2 separate regions of the Homo sapiens genome follow, and region 2 is linked to region 1. A link is a contact called in ENCODE Hi-C data. All regions are on one chromosome and are shown on one strand. The core of a region is the stretch at or near the end of the contact, and the rest is flanking DNA. Distances in the headings are between cores, read along the strand shown.

Region 1 (3,300 bases), core at 583-3,082:
CCTACACACCTTTCCCTAAATGAAGCTGGTCCCTCAGAGCAGCTGTGTGGGCCATGCACAGCTGGTTCCCCCCAAGCTGGTGGAGTGAACCCACGTGTCCTCTGAGACTGCTGCAGGGTGGAGGCCCCCAGCCCCCATGGCCAGCAGGTGCCTCCCCCTCTGCGCTGCCTCACGGAGAGCTTCAACCGTAGAGGCCCTCGGTCTTTAGTGTTCTTCAGTCGCTGAAAGAAGCAGGATGCTGTCAGCTGCCATAAAACTGTGACCTTTGAAAATTTACAAGAGCTCAGGGTTTAAAAAGCTGCTGCGTTAATGATGCATCCCATTAGCATCTCATTAAGGGAAAGCCAAGAGAAGCCTGCTCAGGCCTGATGATGGGCAGATAGGGCCACTCCGTGGGGCCAGGCACAGAGAGGCTCTCCTGGTCTGCCTCTCTCTGCCAAGTGCCATCATGTCACTGGAGCAGAAAACATGGCCAGGAACACTGGGGAACGGCCAAAGGTCTGGGTGGCTTCACTGGTGTCCCAGATGATGGCAGTGGGAGGGCACGAGGGGAAGCTTGCTCAATTCTGCCTTCTTCCCTGCTGCCCGGGCTAAGTTCTTCTGGTTGGTTTTCGTGGCATTCTTGTGTTGGCAGCCCTCCCGACCAGGAGGCATGGAAATCAGGGTGGCCTGGGCTTGCAGACATTCTGAACCATGGGAGGAAAGAGTTAGCAGGAGCTGGGCTCAGAGCTGGACCCACGGCCCTGAACATGGTCCCCTAGAAGCTTCCAGAACCCGGGGACCACATGGGTTTACTGAGGGCCTGGAACTCGTCGTAGGAGGGGCCTCTAGTCAGGCCGCGCTGACGCACATCACCAGTGGCTCTGCACGTCACCCACCCGGGGGCCCAGCCTCCTCGGCAAAGGGCACACCCCGTGTCCAGGTTTTTTCTGGAGGAAGTGGAGGAAGGAATGTCATTGCATTATTTTAATAAAATACATAAAATTCCTGAACTACAGGTTGCTTGTAGCTTCAGATGTTGTGAGTGCTCAGTAGAAAATGGGTAGCCTTATGTATCTACCCTAAAGGAAAAAAAAAAAAAAAGACTTGATTCTCACCACAGAGCTGCTTTCTTATACATAAGAAATTGCTTGTAGTATTCATGAACGACACAGCCAAACAGCAGGCCGGTTGTAGCCCACTTCGCCTGCTCACAGCCCATCTGGGCCCGCCTCTGCACACCCGGGATACCCCAGCTTCTTTCCCTCGAGCTGTTCATATATTGAGTCCTCCCACTGTCCCACAGCAGCCACTTGAGGGCAGGGCTGAGTCTTGGTCACCCGTGTCCCTAGTGCCTCGAGCAGTGCCCGACACAGACATACAGCAGAAGAAACAAACTAAATGAGTGAGCGGTAGGAGTGCTTTGAAGCCAAGGGGCTGAGCAATCTGTGTTGGAAAAGTGTGAGATTTTTCAAGTTCAGAAACTCCACCAATTTTAGGGTGACCGTTGGAACTCCTGAAGTTTTAGCGCTCAGAACATGGGGACCCAAACTCGAGGAGACCCCAACCTCCTCTCCTGGAGGCAGGGGCTGCTCCAGGGCAAGTTTCCAGAAGCTTCCCTACCCTGTCGAGTTGCCAGGCCGGAGTGTGATTCAGGAGGGGAGAAGCAGTGGCTGTCGGAAGAGGCTGAAAACCTCTGCAGCCTCTTGCCTGGGACACCTCTAGGATCCCACACGGTGGAGAGGGGCTGCAACACCCCCTCCAGGCAGGAGGGGCTTCTGTACTGTCCAGGAAGGGAGTGCCGGTCAGGAGGCTGGGATCTTAGCATTCACACTTTGCTCCCAGGCCCAGTGTGGGACTTGGCACAGGCTCCTTCTCCCTCAGATGCCTCTGATTCCGAGGAAAGCAATTTCCTGCCTCTGAGCCTCCAGGACTGGAGAGCCTGGAAATACAGCGAAGGCTGTGGAGTGGATAGATCCTTCAGACAGGGCACTCGTTAAAAGCTGTCTATTTGGAGAATGCTGGAAAAACCATGCTATTGTTCCCTAAGACTATTAGTGAGTGCGGCTAAGTCCCCAACCCCCTCTCCTCCCAGCCTCTGCCTGTCCCACAGATAGAAATGGGGCAGGCCCTCTGATAAGGAAGCTTGTCCCTTGAATTGTTCTTTTCTCAGGAGATTCACCCTTTTCCTTTGTTTCTTGCTCTGTTCACAAAAGCAAAGCATCTGAAATGCAGGCCAGAGATAAAGTGCAGCCTGATGCAATTAGCTGAGCGCAGCCCACAGGTCCTAATGGGATACGGCTCCCGTTCCTCCAGCAGGCCCTTACATAGGCGCTGTGTGTCGTCTGCACTATGCGTCGAAGCCCCAAGTGTTGCCCAGCCTCCGCATCCACACCCCCTTTCTGTCCCTGGCACAGAACCCAGGAGAGCCACTCTGGTCAGAGGGGCTCAGCAGCAGGCCCTGTCTCCCACCAGCTGGGTTCCTGGGTCAAGTTTCATCAGAAGTCACCGTGAGGACCATGGTCCTCACCTGAGAGGCCTGCAGATGCCCCGGAGGCTCCTGTGTGCTTCTGTGACTGTTCCTGGCAGGCATCCGTATCCACCCCTCATCCCACACCTGGTTGGGGTCTGGCTGTGCTCCTGGGAGCTGTGCTGACTCTTCCCGGGGCCACCTCTACTGACACCCACACCTGTGCATATCCCAGGTATCCTATCCCAACCTTGCCAGCATGTATCCAGGATTTTTTTTTTCCTATTACATATAATGGCCATAGTAAAAAAAAAAAAAAAAGACAAATACAGAAAAGTATAGACAATAAAATAAGTTACCCATAATCCTCTCACCCAAGAATAACATCCCTGTTAACATTTTGGTCATTTCCCTCCTACACATATTGTTTGACACAGGGATGTTTACATAGGGAGGCCATTTGTGTATCATTCTGTGGCCTGTTTTTCTCATTAAACATTATGATGTAAGCATTTTGTCATCAAGAATTCTTAGTACACATGATTTTTGATAGCTATATAATATTCCATTATAAGGCTGTGGCTCAGGGAGACAAATACTGTCCTGGTGTTTTTTTTTTCACTCTGAGGTTTATTTTTTCCTTCATCTACAAATCTGAACTAGAGAGTGGGCTCATGGAGCAGAAAGCCTGTCTCCTTCCTGCACAGAGGAGCTGAGGGTCCCACCATCCACCTAGGAGCAGTATCTGAGCTATCCCCGCCATGGGCCTCAGCTCCCCACTTCCCCACACTTCCTCCATAGGACAATTGGGCCTCAGAGGCTGGTGTGGGGGCAGGATAGGAAATGTATAA
Region 2 (3,300 bases), core at 506-3,005, 110 kb after region 1:
ACTGAGGCAGGAGAATCGCTCGAACCCGGGAGGTGGAGGTTACAGTGAGCCGACATTACACCACTGCACTCCAGCCTGGGCAACAGAGCGAAAATCCGACTCAAAAAAAAAAAAAAAAGAGAGAGAGAGTTGGATTGCTGGGGATGAACTGAGGAACAAACTAGTTTTTAAAATTGTTTTTTTGAGACAGGGTGTCACTCTGTCACTCAGGCTGGAGTGCAGGTGCTGCGATCTTGGGTCACTGAAGCCTCAAACTCCCAAGCTCAAGTGGTCCTCCCATCTCAGCCTCCTGAGTGGCTGAGACTATGATGCATGCCACCAAGCCTGGCTAATTTTTTAATTTTTCTGTAGAGACAGGGTCTCATTATGTTACCCAGGCTGGTCTTGAACTCCTGGGCTCAAGGATCCTTCTGCCTCAGCCTCCCAAAATGCTGGGAATAAAGGCGTGCTGGGTTCAAACTCATGATTATACATAAAAAAACAGGTAAATAAATACAATGAAGACTATTATTAACAAAAAGGTGTACAAGAAAGGAAACATCATCATAGTACACTAAATAGTTCCACTGTCAATAATTTTTACATAGACACAATAATGCAAATACTGAATAATGATCTGACCAAAATTATAAACAACTGGGAGGACGAGAGGACAAGAAGTGTGAAACGTGTGGTGAGGGCAGATATTACTATATTTTAAATGGTGGGAAATCAAAAGAAAATGACTAAAACTGGAAAATAAAAAGTAGCCATCTAAGAATAGTATTTAGAAACATCAAATAATCAGCTACAGGTGTTGAAAACAATTGGCTCCTGGGAGAATTTTTTTTTTTTTTTGGAGAAGGAGGGTTCTAGAATCAGGGAACTGCTGTTTTTTATAACAAGCCTTCTAGAACTACTTCATTCTTTAAACTACATACATGTGTTTCTGACTTTAAAATATATAAATTTTAAAGATATTAATCCCATTTATAGACATTTTTAAACCCACAAAACAATGTTTATAGACACATACAAATGTTTAGAAAGATGACTGAAATTTCTTGAACACTTACTATGTGCCTGGTACTGTTCTAAGTGCTTTACATATATTCACTCAAATATGTAATCATTGCAGTAACCACCATGGGGTTGGTGCTATCACTGTGGCCCATCTTATGGATAAGTACACTGACCTGCAGAGGGGTGAAATAATTTGTCACATGTTGCATAGCCAAGAAGGAACATAACCAGGATTCAAATTCAGACAGTCTGACTCCAGCCGCATACTATTACCTTCTCAAATAAAATAATTTAAAACACAGACAGGATATTCGTCAAAATCATCACAGTGGCTGCCACCAGTAAAGAAAGAAAACGAATGGGATTGGGAATGGGTAGAAAGTAGACTTAAATCTTCTCTGAAATTTTTTCTTTTCAAAAAAGAACTAAAACAAGTATGACAAATTGTTAACATTTAATACTGGGTGGTAGGAACATGCATGTTGTATTATTCTCTGTGGTATTCTACTATTTAAAAATGTTTATTCCTAGAAAAACTTGAGGCCAGGCACGGTTGCTCACGCTTGTAATCCCAGCACTTTGGGAGGCCAAGGCGGGCAGATCACCTGAGGTCAGGAGTTCAAGACCAGCCTGGCCAACATGGTGAAACCCCCGTCCCTACAAAAAGTACAAAAATTAGCCAGGGGTGGTGGCACATGCCTCTAATCCCAGCTACCCACGAGGCTGAGGCAGGAGAATCGCTGGAACCTGAGAGGCAGAGGCGGCAGTGAGCCAAGATCGTGTTACTGCACTCCAGTCTGGGCAACACAACCAGACTCCACAGCAAGCAAGCAAGCACGCACGCAAGAAAGAAAGCAAGCGAGAAAGAGAGAAAGAGACAGAGAGGGATGGAAGGAAGGAAGGAAAGAAGGAAGGAAGGAAGGAAGGAAGGAAGGAAGGAAGGAAGGAAGGAAGGAAGGAAAGGGAAGGGAAGGGAAGGGAAGGGAAGGGAAGGAAGGAAAGGAAGGAAGGAAGGAAGACTTGAATACAAGCAAAGGAATTTACCATTCACCTTAATGATTGATGGGTTAAAAATTCAATCTCTAAAGCCACACCACAAGATAGGACCCCCCAACCTGATGTTAGCTGTGTAACCTTGGGCAAGTCACCTAAGCATTCTCTATTTCAGTTTCCCCTTCTCTTAAATGGGACCAACAACAGTACCTACCTCCCACAGTTGCTGTGATAATTAAATGGTTAATGCTTGTAATAATACCTGGCACTCAGTTGTCTGCTGCTACTAATACTACTGCTGTATTTATTGTCATCCAAGCATTTACCACTGTTAGGTAACATGTTGTTTGTTTACTCTTTGCTGACTAGACTGTAAGCTCCAAAAAGCAAGGACCTTGCTGTCCTGTCTTCAGCTGTTAACTCCCTTGCCAAGAACAGTGCTCTGGCACTTGCTTTATTTGGCAGTTGCTCAAATAAATCTGTGAAACAGATGTTGACCTGTGATGACAGAGAACTGCCTGTACTTTCCCCTGCAGCTGTCATGCTATTTCACTTCTCAGCCTATGCTTCTGTTGTTCCTTCTGCCTGGAAATCCTTTCCCACCTTGATGCCTCAGCTCAGGCAAGGAACCAGAAAGGCTTCCTTGAGGTTAGGTTACATGCTCCTCCTCTGTATACCTACAGTGCCTAATATAAAATTCAATCTTAACACATGCCGTATTAGACTGAAATGATGTTTGTTATCTGTCTACCCCCACAAGAAGCAGTCAAGCATAGTGATTAAAAGCATCAACTCTGGAGCCAAACTGCCTACATTTGAATCCTGGATGTGTGACCTTGAGCAAATTAATCTATAACTCAGTTTCCTGATCTGTAAAATGGGGATAATAATAGCACCTATCTCATAAGGTTCTTGTAAAGATGAAAAGAATTTGCATTTGTGTCTGTATAGCACTCAGAATAGTCTCCAGCACCTAGTAAACGTGATATAAGTATGTTAAATTATAAAAATGTCCTTGAAGACAGACACAATGTCTTGCTCATCTTTATGCTCCCTCAATGCCTAGCACTCTGTAGGCACTGAATAAATGCTTAAATGTTTACTGAACTGACAGCTATTACACTAGTCCAAACAAAAGGATTAGTGCCCAAACTAAGATAACAGGAATGGAGAAAGGGTGATAGGTATGAGACATGCTTAGGGGGAAAATAAATCAACAGAATGTGCTGCATGATTAGAATGAGATGGGTCATAAAGAAGATAAAGTTCAGGTTGACAGCTAGGTTTCTCACCAAGATAGGGAAT

What was found. Hi-C counts contacts between places; a loop is a spot of excess contacts on that map. Pooled maps may share reads with other maps.
Region 2: a loop to region 1 is called in a map of heart right ventricle, with 4 times the contacts of the local background. The contact joins two enhancer-like sites. A Hi-C loop is called at or near these places in 9 of 168 maps with a recorded cell type or tissue (IMR-90, Right ventricle myocardium inferior, endothelial cell of hepatic sinusoid and 5 more) and 4 of 50 pooled maps.

Annotation. Positions count from the first base shown.
Region 1 is chr2:23,635,332-23,638,631 of GRCh38, forward strand. All of the region lies in intron 3 of KLHL29 (kelch like family member 29), which reads left to right. Among named protein-coding and RNA genes, the nearest start is that of LINC02923, 250 kb to the left of the region's middle. Within about 2 kb of position 1,833, at least 8 of the 41 ENCODE cell types and tissues checked have a DNase peak (open chromatin) inside an H3K27ac peak, as active enhancers do.
Region 2 is chr2:23,743,461-23,746,760 of GRCh38, forward strand. It overlaps a transcript of ATAD2B not described here. Among named protein-coding and RNA genes, the nearest start is that of ATAD2B, 180 kb to the right of the region's middle. Within about 2 kb of position 1,756, at least 3 of the 41 ENCODE cell types and tissues checked have a DNase peak (open chromatin) inside an H3K27ac peak, as active enhancers do.